Regions from separate parts of the Mus musculus genome. Here region 2 is linked to region 1. The links are chromatin loops, found by intact Hi-C in ENCODE. Cell type or tissue: left cerebral cortex. All regions are shown on one strand. Each heading gives the region's core, and the rest is flanking DNA. Links, peaks and the distances in the headings are about the cores only. Region 1 holds the start of Sec11a (SEC11 homolog A, signal peptidase complex subunit). Region 2 overlaps Slc28a1 (solute carrier family 28 (sodium-coupled nucleoside transporter), member 1).

Region 1 (9,517 bases), core at 1,518-9,517:
TCTTCATATTGTTGCAAACTCTCCTATGGAGAGGTCCACATGGTGAGAAACTCTGGGGGCCTGGTTTGTTAAACAGTCAATCAGGAAATGATTATTCAGTCCAACAACAGGGATAGAACAGAAAGCCACACACAGTCACCCAAGTAGATCTTGGAAGTGAGTGGCCTTCAGTCAGGAACCGGCCAACGACACTGGCTGCAAGTTTCTGAGACCAAAACAAAACAAAAACACCATGTTTTTTATTTTAAGCTATTGGTTTTAAACACATTTCTTTCTTCCTTCCTTCCTTCCTTCCTTCCTTCCTTTCTTTCTTTCTTTCTTTCTTTCTCTCTTTCTTTTTTTTCTTTGGGGGGGTGTTTTTTTTAGTTTTTTGGTTTTTCAAGACAGGGTTTCTCTGTGCAGTCCTGGCTGTCCTGGAACTCACTCTGTAGACCAGGCTGGCCTCAGACTCAGAAATCTGCCTGCCTCTGCCTCCCAAGTGCTGGGATAAAAAGCAAGCACCACCACGTCCGGCCTTAAACACATTTCTTATTTTGTTTGGGTATGTGTGTGCCTATGTGAGTTAATGTTCACCACATTTGTACAGGTGTACTCAGAGGCCAGAGGGCATCAGATCCCCTGGAACTGGAGTTGCAGGTCGCTGTGAGCTTCCTGGTGTGTGCAAAGTTGTAAACACAGGTCCTCTGCAGGATCAGTAAGTGCTGTCTCTCCAGCCCCTTGAGTTGCTCAGTTTTTAGGACAACTTGTACAGACACAGATACCTAATTTAGCAGGTAAATGCAAATGAAGAAAAAGGGCCTAGCATGTTGGCTAATTTTTCTGTCTAGCACAGTGGGTAACTTTGTTTGTTTGTTTGTTTCTTTCTTTCTCTTCTTCTTCTTCTTCTTCTTCTTCTTCTTCCTCCTCCTCCTCCTCCTCCTCCTCCTCCTCCTCCTCCTCCTCCTCCTCTTCTTCTTCTTCTTCTTCTTCTTCTTCTTCTTCTTCTTCTTCTTCTTCTTCTTCTTCTTCTTCTTTTTTTTTTGGTTTAGCAACTCAAGACACTGCTATGACACTCTCTTTATTGGTGGCTCTCAACCTTCCTAAGACTGTGACCCTATAATATAGTTCCCCATGTTGTGGGGACTCCCAAACATCATATTATTTTCATTGCTACTTTATAACCATGATTTGAATCATAAAGTAAGGGATCATAACCCACAGGTTGAGATCCTCTGTTCTATGACATGCCATTGCGTAATGTCCAACAGTATCTTTTGGCAAAGGAATTTTGCCAGAAAGATTATTTTGTTTTCTTGTTAACCATGTTTATCATTAACCTTGCTACTGGTCTTACAAGCGTCTTGGTAAGAACACTTCGATCAGTTACTGTGCTGGCTCTGACAAGTGAATTCTAAAGGATGGCTTCTAGAAAGCTTTTCTGATCGTGAAGAAGGAATCCTGGGAATGATATATTAAGAACCATTATGTGTACACTTTCCTGTCTTAGAGAAGTCTGTTCTAGCTGGGTGATGGTGGCACAGGCCTTGAATCCCAGCACTCACTTGGTAGGCAGAGGCAGAGGAATCTCTAGTCTACAGAAAGCAAGCTAATTTCAGGACAGCTAGAGTTACACACAGAAATTCTATCTTGAAAAACAACAACAAGTCTGTTCTAATGTTCTAATTACCAGCATGTTTTTTTGCATTAGTTTATTTTGTGTACACATGTACCTGCATGTGTAGGTACACAGTAGGTGCAATGGAGCACTTGTAGAGGGTCAGAGAACAACTTGGGTATTGAGGTCAGAGGTCAGTTTGTTAGGCTGCAAGTACTTTTACCTGGTGAGCCATATCAGAGGCTCTTTTTCTTTTCTTCTTCTCCTTCTCCTTCTTCTCCTCCTCTTCCTCCTCCTTCTTCTCCTCCTCTTCCTCCTCCTCTTCTTCCTCCTCTTCCCTCTTCTTCCTCCTCCTCTTCCTCCTCCTTCTCCTTCTTCTTTTCATTCTTGTTCTTCTCCTCCTCCTTCTTCCTCTTCCTCTTCTTCTCCTCCTCCTCCTCCTTTTTCTCTTTCTCCTCCTTCTCTTTTTAAACATTCAAGTTTCATCAGCTTTATGGCTCTACTCTCCTCCTCTTCTGTTCTCCCCTTTCTCACTGTGGGACCCAGGCTCAGCTGGAATTCCTGGGCTCCAGTGATCCTCTGGCTTTGGTTTCCTAAGCAGTGGGCAGGAGGTTTATGCCCTACCACACCCAGTTTAGGCTGCTGTTTGAGCAAATGTCATCAAGATCACCTGATAAAACTTGCTCCTAGAGGTTTACCATATTCCATATTAGCATGTTTTTATTAAGCTGCTCACCAGAAAGCAACAGACTTGTGGATCAGAGAGCAGACATCTTTAAGCTAGATTCTTGGTCAATTTCTTATTGAGTTTAAAAGTTCAGTACTTGAACTGTAGAGACAGTTGAGCAGGTTAAGGCACTTGCCACCAAGGTTGACAACCAGAGTTCAATTCCTGGAATTGTGTGTGGTGAAAATAGAGAACTGACTCCTTAAAGTTGTCCTCAACCCGCACATGGGCACTGTGGCATGTACAAGCTCCTCTCCAATCAATCAATCAATCAATCAATCAATCAATCAATCAATGTGATTTTTAAAGAGCCAGGTGCTTGTGGGCATGGTAGTGCATACCTTTAATCCAAGCACTTAAAAGACAGACGCAGGCAGATCTCTATGAGTTCAAGGCTAGCCTGGTCTACACATCTAGAGAGTTCCAGGTTAGTCAGAGAAAATCAATGAGGTCAGTCTCAAAACACAAACAAAAAAACCAAAGCAATCAACATAACTAAAAGCAGCATCCAATACCCTGGCTTATGTTTTGTACAACTTGTCTAAGCTCCCAACCCACGTTTGTGCGTTGGTTGTCAGTATAACAATAAATGCCAAGTTTAGCATGTAACGTACATGAAAAAACACATTGCATTAACTATATTCTTTAAAAATTACTGCATTTGCCGGGCATGGTGGCACACGCCTTTAATCCCAGCACTCAGGAGTCAGAGGCAGGCAGATTTCTGAGTTCAAGGCCAGCCTGGTCTACAAAGTGAGTTCCAGGACAGCCAGGGCTACACAGAGGAACCCTGTCTCGAAAAATCAAAAAAAAAAAAAAATCACTGCATTTATCATGTGTGAGCGCATGTGTGGCACGGTTAATGTGTGGAGGTCAAAGAGCAGTTTTGGGGAGTCCGTTCTCTTCTTCTGCTGTGTGGATCCTGGGTATCGAATTCATGTTTTGAGCCTTGACAACAGCCCAACATCAACTGCATTCTCTCTATTGGGTATGTATTTAGATAAACTGTAGCAGCAATACAATCTGAAAAAAAGAAAATACATTTTGGCCAGTTGTGATCCCAGCCCTCAGGAAGCTAAAGCTAGAGGCTTCTTGTGAGTTTGAGATCAGTCTGGCCTACAGAGTACATTCCAAGTCAGCTGGAACTGGACAGAAACAAACACAAAACAATCCAAAAAAACCCCACAAAAACCCAGGAGGGCTTAAAGTTTCCAAGTGCTGGGATCACAGGCATGTACCATCTGTTCTAGCAACAACCTAAATGGTTTGTGTGTAAGTGCATGTGTGTATGTGTGTGTGCATGGATGCACACTCTCGTGCATGTGTGTGTTCGCATGCCTGTGGAGGCCAGAGGACAACTTCTGGTATTGTGACTCAGCTGTTGTTTACTTATTAGAAAAATTTAGAGATTTTATTTTTGCAATTTTAAAATTATGTTTTTGTGTGTGTGCCTGGGCATGGGTGTGTGCATATGAATATGTGTCCATAGAGTCCAGAAGAGGGTGCCAGATCCCTTGGAGCTGGAGTTACAGGTTAGCTACTAAAAATGGGTGCTAGGAATTGTACTGGAGTTCTCTGGAAGAGCAGCCAGTGCCAGGGATCTGTCTGTCTCTGCCTCCCAGCACTGACATTACAAATCTATGCTACTATGCCCAGCTTTTTTTTTTTTTTTTTTTTTTTTTGGTAGCATCTCTCTATTATGAATCTCTGGCTGTCCTGGAATTCACTATTTAGACCAGGCTGGCCTCGAACTTGCAGAGATCTACCTGTCTTCCCCCCATCACCCACTTGTACGAGATGCTTTTAAAGCTTCCCAACTAAATAGCTTATTCACCTTTTTTGGACCCACAGGATTTTGAGCTGCTCTTGGGGCTCTTCAAGGCACAAAATACAGGGTCAAAGCTCATTCCCACTTAATTTGAACTTAGGTTGAATTTAACACTGACAAGCTTATGTGAAGGTTTCTACTAGCCAGAATTTAGATCGAGAACCACATCAACAGTTATTAATGAAGAAGTCATTCTGATACACATATCTGGTACTGTCACGGAAGCTGGGATACCTATGGGGCACCCCATGGGGGTTTCTATGTATTTTCTTTTATAAAACTTTCTAACTTGGAAATTCTAAACATTTCCTATCCCATCTCAGTAAATGTAAGGTTTCTACTAATAGTTGAAGATAGTCTTTCTCTCTTTCCTCTCTTTAAATTCAAGTACTGATTTTGTGCCTTATACATGCCAGCTGTGCGGCCACCACTGGGAATTTAACAGTGAACAAGACATCAGCGGTTTCCTTTCCATTCTCACACCTACTTTATTGTGCTATAATTCACATACCATACAGTCCACTAAGGCGCACAATTCAATGGTTTTAGTATATACATGGAGTTGTACATCTATCACCCACCAAAAGAAACCCCATGGCAATGATGTCACTTCTAATCCCCGCCCCTGTGAAAATTTGCGGGTCAAATAAATGGCTCACATCCAAGTGTCAGGAGACAAAGCAAATCACTGTTGGTAAAGGTCAAAACTGAGACGGGTCTTCCTGGCCACCTGCACCACCAGTGCCCTCATGACACTAAGGCATCTTGTGATCAATTGGCGTGTGTGTGTGTGTGTGTGTGTGTGTGTGTGTGTGTGTGTGTGTGTGTATACAATGCTTTAAAAGACACACACAGCTTCCGGTAGCGAACCGCAGCGTGCTCCACCTGAGAACAAACAGCAAGGCACCACGTCCCGAGCCACACCCGTGCCCCAGCAGCACGCAGGAAGACACCGACTTCGCGCTGGCGCAGACTCGGCTTCCGATTGGCCAGGCCTGTCCAAGGGCCCGCCTTCCGCACGCTGTGGGCTTAGCTAACCTAGGGTCACTGTCTTCGGGAGCCGCCGCGCGGGCTGAGCACAGAAAGCAGCCTTCAGCCGGTTCTCGGCCGGAGAAGGCTACGGTCCTTTTTTGACAAGGCCAGGCCCTGGGCTGTTCTAGGGGGCTCACAAGTCATTCTTTGTCCATTCTCTGCTCAGAAGGGAGGAGCTTCGCCTGCTCCCGCCCCGGAAGCGGAAGTGCAGGCATCAGGGGGTTCTGTCCACGGTGAGCCCGGCCCGTGTTGCAGCGGTCCCTCTTGGTGGTTCTATCGCGCCCTCTTGGCTGCTAGTTGTCGCGCTCTCCATCTCACCATGCTGTCTCTAGACTTTCTAGACGATGTGCGGCGGATGAACAAGAGGCAGGTGAGACGGGCCGCCCTCTCTCTCTCTGCCAGGGTTCCTCTGGTCTCTTTGCCGTTGCGGGGCGCCCCGCGGATCTCTGGGCGGGATTGAGGGCCTGCGTGGGTCGGTTGCCTGTATGGATCATTTCTTTCTTTGCAGACTGTAGGTAGCCAAGACCTCTTTGCCCCCATTCATAGCACCAGATTCGGGGGACCGAGAGGGAAGGAGAGAACCTTTGCGATCCCTTCCCCCCGAGGAGGCAGGGGAGTAAGTGAAAACTATAGGGCGCTTTGTAAGTGGGAGTTTGGGACACTGTAAAGCGGCAGACTTAACCGTTTCTGGTGGGGCTCTGGGGAAAGCCATTACAGGTCCCACAGGAGCCGTTGTGTTGCTTTCATTGTGTAGCCACCTTTCAGCCCAGCTAGACCTCAGTGAGCTTCATCCATTTTAACTAGGGTCACTCTAAGCTCGGAGTTGAATCTGTTATACCACTTGTGTGCCAGTTTCCTTGGCAGAAAGGTGACAGTCCACTGAATCTTTGATGATAGATGTCAGTGGAACAGAAATCTTGAAACTTAAATCAGATTTTATCCTTCAGTCTTGCTGTCTTCTAGCTCATGTGTTAGAAGGTACTGAGAACACGGTCACCTTTTTGTCTCCTGAACCGAATGTTCTGGTAGCAATTGACCTTTTCCCTGCCTCCCTACCCCCCTCGTATTTTGGTATTAAGAATTGTCTCATTTAAAGATTTGGTTTATTTTGGAACAGGACTTTGTTTTGCCCTGTTTATAATTATTACATAGAAAAGTAGGTCCGTCTCTTCTTAGACATACATACAAAATTGTGAGACATTCCAGTCAGAACAGCTTTAAGGAGTAGCTGTCACTTAACTGTCTTCTGTATGGACTCCTATTTCGGTGATGGGGATCAATACCAGGGCCTTGCATTCATCACAGGCTACCAGAACCGCGCTTCTAGTTTTGAAAGACCTTATTTTTATTACTTTATTTCGAGACAGAGTCTTGCTATGTAGTCCTCCTGCCTCAGCCTCATGAGAGGTAGATTTATAGATATATGTCACAACATGGCATCACTGGCTGGTATGACTCTGCCCTGTTGCCTGGAACTCACCGTGTAGCCCAAGCTGGCTTTGAGCTGGACTCCTGCCTTCGCATCTTGAGTCAGGGTAAATAACCGTATTTTCTTTTTTAAGTTTGTTTGATTGTTTTTCAAATGTGCTGAAAATCATTCCTAGCACTAGGCAAGTGATCTGTCACTGAGCACATGTATCCTCCATCTGGAAAGACCTTTTCTTCCTTCCTTCCTTTCTTTCTCCTCCTCCTCCTCCTCCTTCTCCTCCTTTTTTTTTTTTTTTTTTTAGATAAGGCCTCACATGTAGATGAGGCTGGTTTGGAAATCAGAGATCCACCTGCCTCTGCCTCAGCCTCTCTCTGCCTCTGCCTCCCAAATACTGGGATTGAAGGCATATTGGTGACACCATCCTCTCTTATTCCATTCCCAGAAATTTTGTGTATGTGTATTGCTGGTGATCATACTCAGGGCCTTTCATGTTCTTTGTTTGTTTTGAGACAGGGTTTCTCGTCCTGTTCTTGAACTTATTCTGTAGACCAGGCCAGCCTGGCACTCTGCCTGTCTCTGCCTCCCGAGTGCTAGAATTTAAAAGCATATGCAGCCAACTACCTCCCCAACCCCAACCTGGTCTTTCAGTTTCTAAGCATGTGCTCTTCCAGTAAATTATACCTGTAACCCTTGTTTTTAAAATTCTTTACTTTTAAGAAGTGTGCATGTTCACCATGTGTGTGTCTGCTGCGGGTGAGGCCAGAAGGCGGCACTGGGCCCTGTGGAGCTGGCCTCACAGTTGTGAGCCGCCATGTGGACACTGAAAACCAAAGCTAGATCTTTTGCAAGAGGAGCAAGTGCTCTCAACTGCCAAGCTGTGTCTCCTGCCCTTTACTTATTTTTTGTTATTATTGAGTGTGTGTGAATATGGGTATGCAGAGCTACAGACTGCATGTGACAATGGACAACTTGTGGTAGTTGGTTCTCTTCTACCACCTTCTTGAGGCAGGGTCTCACTTGTTCCTGCCATTTTGAGTACCCCAGAGTAGCTGGTCCTTGAGCTCCCTTTTAGAGTATATTTATTTTGTGTGTGCATATGTGTGTATGGGTGTGAGTGTGCCATGGTGAACGCGTGGAAGTTAGAGATTGACTTGGCAGAATCAGCTCTTTCTGCCAGGGACTCAGGGATTGAACTCAGGTCATCAGGCTTGGCACAGCGCCTTCACCAGTTGAGCTATGCTGTTGCTCGCCCCTGGCGTTTTGAAAGACAGCTTTTCTTGAACCAAGCACGATAGTACACATCTATAATTCCAGCATTTGGAAGGCTGAGCCAACCTGGGCAACATAATTGAAAGCTGGCATGCAATTAAAGGAGAAAAAAAACAACCAACCAACCAATCAAACCACCAAACAAAAATTCTACAACTGAAACCCGTGGTGGTACAACTCCAATCGCGCTTTGAAAGTGGAGATTGGGGGGCTGGAGTTTGTGTTCAGAATTAAAGGGTTAAAGGATGACTTCTGGGATTTGGCTCTCTACTTCCTTTCCTGTGGGTCCTGGAAATCAGGCCTACACCTTCATTCTCTGAGCCGTCTCTTCATAGACGCTCCCCGCCCCCCAAGATCACCTTTGAACTGGGGCTTTGCTTTGCTTTTTTTTTAAGATTTATTTATTTACTATATGTAAGTACACTGTAGCTGTCTTCAGAAGAGGGCATCAGATCTTATTACGGATGGTTGTTATCCACCATGTAGTTGCTGGGATTTGAACTTTGGAAGAGCAGTCAGTGCTCTTCACTGATGAGCCATCTCTCCAGCCCTGCTTGTTTTTGTTGTTGTTTGTTTGTTTGTTGTTTTAAGTTTTATTTATTTTTATTTTATGTGCATTGGTGTTTTGACTCCATGAATGTCTGTGTGAGGGTGTCAGATCCCCTGAACTGGAGTTGCAGACAGTTGTTGAGCTGCCATGTGGGTGCTGGGAATTGAACCTGGGTCCTCTGGAAAACAGCCAGTCCTCTTAACCATTGAGCCATCCTCTAGCCCCAGCTAGGGCTTTTCTTAATCTATGAATCTCAGATTTGTAGAGTTTATCTATTTCTAAAAAGGTTGATAAGTCCTAAAAAAGATTAATATTATGTCATTAACATGTCAGAAGGGGGATTAAGAAAAGATAGCCGCACACAACTATAATTTCTAATTTGTAGACAAAATAGAAAAAGCATAGGTGACAGTGAACTAATAAAATAGAATGTGATGAATTTAGGACATTAATATTTTGTTATTAATATAATATACTAATTTCTTTTTTGATTGCATTGGAAATTGATTCATGGACTTCAAGCGTGTTAATCACACACATCACCTGATTTACACACCTATTCCCCTCCCTAACCAATTTTCTTTTTCTTTCTTTGTATATGTGAGGGGTTAACATGGGGTGTTGTCTTCTGTCGCTCTCCACCTTACTTCTTTAATATATTAACTTTATTCTCCAAGTTTTGAAACCAAGAGTACTTATCTGTGCTGGTAGCACCTCAGTTACATATTTCTGTATTAAGAAACAATGGTAAATTTGGGGTGGATCTATTATGAATCTATATAGAATCACTTGGATAGAAAGACTTAATTATGGACAATTTCTTAAATTTTAATTTATTTTATGTTTTTAATATGTTTTTATGTAATTCAGAATTCGATTACTTTCACCTTCCATTTCCTTTTCTCAGCCCCTCCCAGGTACCTTCCTTTAAACCCTTCGTGTCTTTTCTACTTTTAAATTAATAGCTTTGTTTTCTTTGAGTATTATTGTTACAAACATACATATGTGCGTGTGTATGCATGCATATGCACAAATAAATATAAATATAGCCTTTTGAGTGGTGTGTATGTGGTTTAAAGGCTGGCCAC
Region 2 (9,517 bases), core at 714-8,713, 210 kb before region 1:
ACATACATATATACACATATGTACACACATATAAGATAAACATATATCACACATACACACATATAAGATACACATATATACACACACATATACATACATATATACACACACATATAAGATACACATATATACACACATACATACACATATATAAGATACACATATATACATACATATACACACATATATACACACATATACACAAATGTAAGATACACACATATACACACATATAAGATACACATACACACATACAAGAGACACATAAAAACAACAACAGAAAAGAGTGGTCACTGCTTCCTTAAAAATACAATACTTCTGCAAGGTAGGCCAAGCAAGTGACACTACCCCATCTACACACAAAAAAACTGTGGCCCCGGAAAAATAACTATGACCTGCTCAAAATAAAGGGAGAAGAATTAAAATCTAGCACAGCCTTTGGCTTTGATTTCATGGGTTCTCCTCCTTGCCCAGACTGTCTCTCTTTGACCACTAATCCTATTCTGGCTGAGGAGTTTGTGACAGATTCAGACAACGCTCCAGAACTTTTAACTGTTGTTTTGAGGTCCTTAGAAGATGGGATGAGATGAGAGCCATACCCAAGCTGCACGAATATACAACTTGGGCTAAGCCCAGAGGGTTTCCTTCTCTGTTCTAACTAACCCTAGGCTTAGTCCTGGAAGTTTCTAGCCTCTGTACAATCTAATCTTCCAAGCTGACTGATTCAATGCAGCTTCTCTCAGCTTTGGACTGAACTGCTCTGCTTGGTTTCAAACTAACTCTGACAATATGTTCTAATCGTCTGGCTCCTTCTTATTCTCTGGCTCACCCTGTCTTCACTTGCAACCTGTCTCTGTAAAAGTGTCCCAGTAAAACCGCCTCCCCCACCCCGTCTCTCCCTGCACTGCTGTCACGTAGCCTCTTCCTCTACTTAAAGGTGTGTCATTCCAGCCAGGTCACACAGACCTAGAAGGTCTTTGGATGTGATCCACTGCCAGAGCAGCCATGTTGCTGGATTAAAATTCCTCTACAAGAACTGAGTTGGGATGGATGAAGCAGCTAGCCCATCCCTACCTCTGCGTAGCTTCTGTGCGGTAAAGGAGTATAACCCCTATCTCCTATTTTTGAATACCTACAGGGACAGGGAACTCACCACTGCAAGGCAGCCTGTCTCACTCCTGTATTAGGGAATTGGCCTCTTTCAACAGCACGGAGGCACTGGGTCTGTCTCTATAAATCACACTGGACAAGTACTCCAGCAAGATCATAAACCACCACCAGCTCTGAGGGGGTGGGGCACTTCCAGAACACACAGTCTCACTGCTCCCGAGATAGATGAACAGCCGTCCCTCCACTTAGCTACTCACCACACTGAAATCAGAATCAACCATCTAACTAACTAACAAGGAGCAAATAGCCTGTTCTTTTAAGGATTTGTTTATTTGTTTTGTGTCAATGGGCGTTTTGCTACACGTATGCAAGTGGAGCATGCGAGCCTGGTGCCTGTGGAGGCAAGCAGAGAGCCTCAGATGTCCTGAGACGGGAGTCACAGATGATTGTGAGCTGCCATGTGGGTGCTGGGAACAGAATGTGGGTTCTCTGTTAAGAGCAACCGACGCTCTCCCCCACTGAGCCATCCTGAGAATGGTCTCTGGAAATTGATGCTTCTCAGAGTAGTGCAGTAAGGTGGGAAAGTGCCCACAAAATTGCGTGAAGAGCAGGACTGTAACTATGGGAAACACAAACACCAAATTGCCCAGAAGATGTCCAGAAAGGGCCCCTGATTGTCAGTACACTGGCTGTCCCTAGGAAGGGCCCCTGACTGTCAGCACACTGGCTGTCCCCAGGAAGGGCCCCTGACTGTCAGCACACTGGCTGTCTCCAGGAAGGGCCCCTGACTGTCAGCACACTGGCTGTCTCCGGGGAGCTGGGTTTGAAGTGATTTTCTTTCTTGGTGCTTTTTGATATCTTTCAATAGGTCCATAACTCTATACTATTTAAAAAAAAAACAGAAAAGCAAAATAGATCTTTTCTCCTTAAATTTTGCAGTAAGCCAATAGCAGTTTTTAGATTTTAAGTAGAAAGTTCTATGATGCAGCTCGGGCAGAGTGTTTGTCTAACCATGCAGGGAGCACTGGGTTCCGTCACCAGTTACTACGTGAGCTGGGAAGGAGGGTACAGTCCTGTAAATCTAGCACTCTGGGTGGAAGGATCAGAAATTCAAGGGCATCCTTGGTTATGTAGTAGCCTAGAAACATGAGACTCTGCTTTTAAAGGGCAGGGTGGGGAGATGGGGGAGGGAGAGATGCCTTCATAGTTAAGAATTCTTGCTGTCTTGCAGAGGACCTGAGTTCAGTTCCCTGCCCCACATCAGGCAGCTTGAGGTAGATGCCCTTCTCTGGACATGGTGACATATGCCTTTAGTCTCAGCAGAGGCAGGCAAATCTCTGTGAGTTTAAGACCAGCCTAATGTATAGAGTGAATTCCAGGCTATTCAGAGCTACACAGTGAGGCCCCTGCCTCAAGCGGGAGTAGGGAGAGAACGGGAGGTGAGGTTACATGGGCTCAGGCTAATAAAGGCAGAGGGCATCTGTTCTCAGGGAACAGACAGGAATCCATGAAGCTGAAGGCCTGGAGCTTCAGGCCCTGAAACCCTCCTTCTTTGTCTAAACCCCACTTGTTTCTCCTTACTCAGAAGCAGAAACCGCCTAGGGTGTGAAAATGAAGTCCCTCACGAAGGCTTGGTCCTCAGCTGCCTCAGAGCCTGGAGGGAGCTGCACTCACCAATGAGTCAATCCATCTCCACTGACTGTGAGGAAAACCTGGCTGGGAGAAGTAGGTCACTGGGGCATGCCTGTACATCTTACACCCAGACTCTTCTTTTCTGTCTCTCTGCGTCCCTGACTGCCCTGAGGTGGACTGAGGTGGACAGAACCATTCTACCACACCGCCTCTGCAATGATCCATCTCAACACAAGCCCACAGAGATGGGGCAAAGTGGGTGGAAACCTCTAAAGGCATGATCATAAGTAAAATACATCTCCATTTTTCAACTCTCTCTGGGGCACTTTGTCCTAGTAACAGAAAGCTCGCTTGCACACCATGCGAACGAACCATCAAGAGGCCCAACTCCTCTTCCCTGCCACCAGCACTAGATGGCAAGCCCAGCACCCTGATCCCTCCTGGAGGAGGGCAGTCGGGGTGGTGCCCTCTTGGAACTTTCAGGGCTTCAGTTGTCTCCTCCCTGGCAGCTCAGCACCATCGTGGACACTGCCACGCCTGAAATAGGAGGTTTCTCCGTCTGCCAGTCTAGACCCTGACCTCTTCCTTCAGCTTGAAGAGTACACCCAGCTTGTAAGCTTGGATTTTAGGGGGGACACACATTCCAGAGCCATATGGCCACAGCCTCAAATCCCACAGTGGCCGTTCCTGCTCTTGATGGAGATGCAGGACTTCTGCATGCAGGCAGTGAAGCTGGTGCTGGTTCATCCCACACCAGCCTATTGTAGCTCCCCCAGCCCTGCGTCCAGGAGCACAGTCAGGAATGCCTTCCATCTCAGCCACCCAGGCCTCCCTCCACCCTCTACAAATAGGACATGAGCACACCACCTTGCAGAATGGTATTTAGTGAGAAAGGAAACAAAGGAGAGATTTCTGGTCTGTTTTGGTTTGGGGGGGTTGTTTGTTTGTTTGTTTTTGTTTTGTTTTTTGTTTTGTTTTTTTGGTTCTTCAAGACGAGGTTTCTCTGTATAGCCTTGGCTGTCCTGGAACTCACTCTGTAGACCAGGCTGTCCTCAAACTCAGAGATCCACCTGCCTCTGCCTCACGAGTGCTGAGATTAAAGGAGTACACCACCACTGCCCACCTTCTGATCTTAATATGGTCACTTTTCAGCACCATGCTAAGTGTTTTCTGACCATTTTCATCTATCCTTTGTGGCCAGGTAAACAGTACGTCTGTTCATTTACAGATATGGAAACTAAGCAACAGAGTCGCTTTGATCCTGAGTACAGGATCTTGCAAATCCTTGTTTCCCTTGAGGGGCAAATCAATAGGAAACATGAGTGACCAACTCCTGAATGTTACCATGACCAGCCTGGGTTCAAGACCTCTGCACTGAGAGACCAGCTTGTTTGGATTTGCAGAGAAAGTTGGTATCTATCCTAGAGCCTTTGGAACAACAGCATAATTGGAAATGTATGTGGAGGTCATAATGAAATGATTCAGTCAAGTGACACTTGGTGCTGTGTGACAAAAGAGAAGACCTAGGCTGGCACTGTCCAATACAAACTCAACAGAGACCATATCTGTAATTTCACTCCTGCTACATTCTTTAGATTCAGTCTTGTGTAGCCCAGGCTAACCTCAACGTTGCTATGCAGTTGATGGTGACCTCAAGTTTGTGGTCCTTCTTCTTTACCTCCCAGGTGATGGGCCTACATAGCATGTAACACCACCCAGAAAAGCACCAACACGGTTACTGTGGCCAGCAGTCACATGTTTAAAAGTGCAAAGAAAGCCAGGCTGGGGGTACCAGTCTGTAACACTGACTATTTGGGAGGCAGAAGCAGGAGGTCACCAGTTCAAGGGCGGTCTAAGTAACTTAGTTAGACATTAAGAAAAAAAGGGGGGACTTAGCTCAGTGGTACAGGGCTTGCCTAGCATTTGGGATTGAGGCCCTGGGTTTGCTCTTGAGCAGTGAAGAAAGAATACTGGACACCTCATCTTAAACTGCCCATGTTTCAAGTACTCAGGAGTTCATGGCTACTGTGTTGGACAGGTCCTGCTACTATCCAAATACCTGCAATAGAAAGGATGTGGCCAAGGGTCAGAGGCTGAGCCACAAAGAGAAATCTGTGGACTGAGGGGACCATTGAGATGGCTCAGTAGGTAAGAGCACTTGTCATAACAAGCCCTGGTTCAATCCCCAGAACCCACGGTGGAGGGAGAGAACTGACTCCCTCCTACCCACACAAGCGTGCCTCTGACACGTGTGCCCCTGTGCTCATACACAAGCAATATAGTAAAAACGCTTTGGAAATAAAGAGACCATGAACTGGGAGTGTGGCTCAATGGCTTGCCTAGCATATATGGGGTCCTGAGTTTAAAAGCCAGCTGTACAAAACAAAGGAAAAGAACCTGGGAGGCTCCTTGGGAAGGCAGTGACAGCTAAGGCCCGGCAGGGGGCAGAAGAGAGCCTCTCTGCAGCCAGGGACAGAAGAAGTAGAGCGGAAGGTCCCTCTGTTAGGTGCTTTCCCAGACCCTGCTATGGCTGCCGCCTGGGGCTTTCCCTCTGTAGATCAGACTGGCCTCAAACTCAGAGATCTGCCAACCTCTGCCTCCCAAGAGCTGGAATCAAAGGTGTGTGCCACCACCTCCTTTGGCTTTATTTTATTTCTTTTAGTGTGGTAAGATACCTCCTTGCCTTTTAAGTCCCAGTTAATGACTAGAGGTGTCTGCAAAGCTCATGTGTCTAGAAAGAACACGGGGTGATTTTTAAAACAGATCACAAGGCCCAGAGCAAAGTTAAGATGTTTAAAGACCTTAAGATATGCAGGTAGCGTGTATATATGTCACTATTAAACCGTTTTACCAACAAAGTTTGGGGTTTCAAATTTCCTATGTTTAGGGTTTTTTTCTTTGATTTTTGAGGCAAAATAGCCTTCAGTTCTACATATAGTTAATGACCAAGGACTTCTGATCTTCCTGCCTATGCCTCCCAAGTGCTAGGATTACAGCTCTTTTTATTTTATTTTTTAAAAGATTTTAAAATTTATTTTTATTATATGTAAGTACACTGTAGCTGTCTTCAGACACCCCAGAAGAGGGCATCAGATCTCATTACAGATGGTTGTAAGCCACCATGTGGTTGCTGGGATTTGAACTTTGGACCTTCAGAAGAGCAGTCAGGTGCTCTTACCCACTGAGCCATCTCACCAGCCCCTGAGCTCTTTTTAAAAAATGAAATTGGGGCTGGAGAGATGACTTAGTGGTAAAGAGCAGTGACTGCTCTTCCAGAGATCCTGAGTTCAATTCCTGGCAACTGCATGGTGGCTCACAACCATCTGTAATGGGATCTGATGCCCTCTTTTGGTGTGTCTGAAGACAGCTACAGTGTATGTAAGATACATAAAATAAATAAATAATTTCAAGAAAAAGTAATATAAATAATATAAATAAATAATTTCAAGAAAAAAAAGAAAAAGAAAAAATGTGTACACATACACACACACAAGTAAATTTTTTCTCTGCCTATGTGAATTTAGGGTCCAATTTGTAATACTGGATTGGCCCATGAGAGGATTATGATATACATCATTTAGGAGGGCAGATCCCCAGGGAAAGCCTATGGAAAACTGAGCATGAAATTTGGAGTCAGATCTGGGTTCAGATCCTGGCTTTAACCATTAATTTATTCTCTGAGCCTCAATTTGCTTATCTATAAAACGGGGATATTAAAGCACCCAGCATAGTGCCTGATACATAATATGAGCTTAGTAAATGGAATTCTGGGAATCTGACCCAGGGGCCATTTGAAAAGTGTAGCCAGCTCTCTTTAAGCTCTGACATTTCTTAGCCCTCCTTTTCTCTCTCCCTTCCCCCTCTCTTCAAGTGGCCATGGCCAGCCTCTCTCTCCTTCTACCTTCTCCCCCCCCCCCCCGCCTTTCTACAATAAAACTCTAAAACCATTAAAAAAAAAAAAAAAAAAAAAAAAGGTCTAACCAAGTAGTTTAGCCCAGCAAGCCTGCCTTGCTCAGGCAAAGCTGGGCTTTGAGACAGAGAGGGGACATCCCATGACTGCTGTGATTAGGAGCTTGTGGGGCTTCCAGAAAGGCAGTTTCAGGGCTTTGGCATAGCCCAGCAGAGAAAAGTTCTACCTACCCCAAAGGAGATGTAGGCGCCCAGGAGGCTGCCAGCAATAGTAGCATAGCCTCCAGTCATGACAACGTGAACTTCAGAGAGTGTCATATCTGCCAGATAGGGCCGGATCAGCAGTGGAGCTTCAGTCTACAAAGAGTCAGAAGGCAAGCAGTGAGCTGCCGCGGTGGCGGCTGGGTGATGGTCACAGGTTTTTTGTTTGTTTGTTTTGTTTTGTTTTGTTTTGTTTTGTTTTGAGACAGGTCATGGTTCTTGATGAAGAATCTCAGAGGAGACAGAGGGTGGGTTTCTAGTCAGCTGAGCCTCTCTGGGCCCCATTGTCCTCCCTCCTCTGTGATAGGACCTGCATACCACCACCCTACCCTACCCGTGTGTGTTGACACTTACCGTGCTCCTCACACCCAGGCACCTCCCCCTCTGTGCTTACAACCTAAGACAGAAAGGACTCTTATTTTCCAGGGAAGCAAACAGAGGCCTGGGAAGGGATGCAAGCCCGATCTGCACAAAGGGGCTGAGCCTTCACTGGGCATTTGCTTTGGGGCTTGTGTAGAAGTCTGGGCTACTCTTTATCTAATCCAGCTATGGAGCCCTAGCATTCTTGGTACTGCTTTGCAGGACGGGGAGATGGGCGTATGATGGTTAATCTTCATGTTCAACGTGACTGGGCTTAGAATCATGGTGGAAATACGCTCCATAGTGCATCTGTAAGGGTGTGGTCAGAGAGGTGTAACTGAGGAAGGACGACCCACCCACCCTGAATGTGGATACACTATCTCGTAGGCTGGGGCTCCAGAATGAACATAAAGTAGAACGTTATAGGGGATGTGGAAATCAACCTTGTGAGGGAAAAAGTGGGATAGAGAGCGAGGTGCCTCAGGCTCCTGAGACTCCTCAGAAAGTCCTGATCTGCTGTAGTCAGCATTAGACATAAGATGGCTCGTAGAACACCGGTGAACCAACAAAAAGGAACCGCGGCCAGGGGTTGGCTGCTTCCCCTAACTCCTCCCACTTCTTCTGAGTAACCTCATCAGACGGGACTTTCATTGGAGCCCAGTGACAGTGTGGTGAGAGATGATTGGCCAAGGATTTAGGGGCTTGGGATTGGCTCAAACATTGTATCTAAGCCTATGTGCTGGGTAATAATCTCGGATCTGTGCCCTGATGCTGGTCTCCAGAGTCTAACTGCCTGAGCTGGGTTCGGTCACATAACTCTGTCGCCGCTCATCCCCCTCCCATCCTCAGTCCTACACCCACAGACAAGTAAGCTGAGCACCCATATTTTCCGCACACCCCTTCCTACATTGTGACCAGCTGCCTCACACACACCGCCAGGCCCTCTCTGCCATGATAGCCTGTACCTCTACACTGTGGGTCCACAGGCATCTCCTTCCTTCCTTAAGTTGTTTCTGTAGGGTGCTTTATCACAGAGAAAAGAAAAGCAACCAATACCTGGAAGCCACAAGAACGCCTTCCTGGGAGCAGGAAGTGTGTGTGGAGGTATAGATACGCTGTGATTTTAGAGGGTGATAGAATCTATGAAGATAGGTGAGAAAAACAAGCCTCATGGTCAGGGAATATCAGCACCGGTCTCTTTGAGGGTGTGGCACTGGGTTAATGTTAACTGAGACCGGAAGGAGTCAACTACACAGACTGATGATGGCTCAGCCGCCCAGAAAGACCAGAGGCCCTGAGACAGGAGTAAGCTTGACCTGAAAGATCCTGACATAAAGTAGAAACTCATGTAAGCCCCCGACTTGTGTCCTAAATGGACATCACTATTGGCACAAAGTAAAAGTTTAACTTGCTCCATTGTTTCAGGAAATGTTTGTACAGAGTGCTCGGACCATTCCTTAAATCCGCTATGCTTGCCAACCGCTATAGCCCACTGCCAGACGTTTGCGGTTTGGTTGCTGGGCTGAATTTGGAAAATTTCCCCCAAAACTTTAGATTGAGCCAATCCTGAGTTGCCCCATATACCAGCCGTTAGCCAATAGAGTTGCATCACCCCTGCGCCATTTTGCTCACAGCTGCGCCTGCACATGATTCCTTCCTTGTACCCCTCCCGTACCCATTCCTTGTAAATCTCAGATCAGGAAATCGAAACTTACCTGATTGGTTGCTCAGGGGCATGTGATCTGGAAGTCCCCTCCCTTCCCCTTCTCCTTTTCCCCCTTGAGGGCCCATAAAAGGAGGGTCCCATTTCCCTTCCGGTTGACTTCTCTATCCCTGCGTGGGATACGAGTTGTCCCCAGAGCTCTGGCTTTCCTGAATAAAGCCTCATGTGATTTGCATCAAGCTTGGTCTCTCCTGAGTTCTTGGGAGTCCGCAGTTGTCCCGAGCCTTGAGTGAGGGTCTCCCTTGGGGGAGACGCAGTTCTTGTCCGACAACAACGCGCTGGAAATCTAGAGCCTCATTGCAAGGGTCCCTACATCGTGCTGCTAACCACCCCCACCGCTGATAAAGTAGAAGGCATCTCTGCATGGATCCACGCCTCCCACGTGAAGCGAGCTCCTGAGCAACCCCAAGATGATTGGGAATTGGAAAAGACTGCTGATCCTCTTAAACTGCTGCTTTTTTAAGAAAAAGAGTGACAACCCGCATCAGCCCATGACTCTCACTTGGCAGGTACTATCCCAAT

What was found. Hi-C counts contacts between places; a loop is a spot of excess contacts. Peaks named below come from ENCODE experiments on the same cell type or tissue, not always from the same donor. Only the 100,000 strongest peaks of a DNase experiment are listed, where the experiment ranks them.
Region 2: it touches region 1 in a loop (9-fold over the local background); 3 of 42 quality-filtered maps call a loop at or near these places.

The regions. Positions count from the first base shown.
Region 1 is chr7:80,943,436-80,952,952 of GRCm38, reverse strand. It overlaps Sec11a (SEC11 homolog A, signal peptidase complex subunit), which reads left to right and starts at 5,403. Exons shown (of 6, transcript NM_019951.1): 1 at 5,403-5,551. The coding sequence starts at 5,501. In left cerebral cortex, for the core only: no CTCF peak of the experiment used is centred there; DNase peaks (open chromatin) are centred at 5,137 and 5,341; H3K4me3 peaks cover 2,089 bases; H3K27ac peaks cover 970 bases.
Region 2 is chr7:81,150,891-81,160,407 of GRCm38, reverse strand. It overlaps Slc28a1 (solute carrier family 28 (sodium-coupled nucleoside transporter), member 1), which reads right to left. Exons shown (of 18, transcript NM_001004184.3): 11 at 6,883-7,008. Among named protein-coding and RNA genes, the nearest start is that of Slc28a1, 41 kb to the right of the region's middle. In left cerebral cortex, for the core only: a CTCF peak has its summit at 5,186 (motif pointing right); DNase peaks (open chromatin) are centred at 2,786 and 5,199.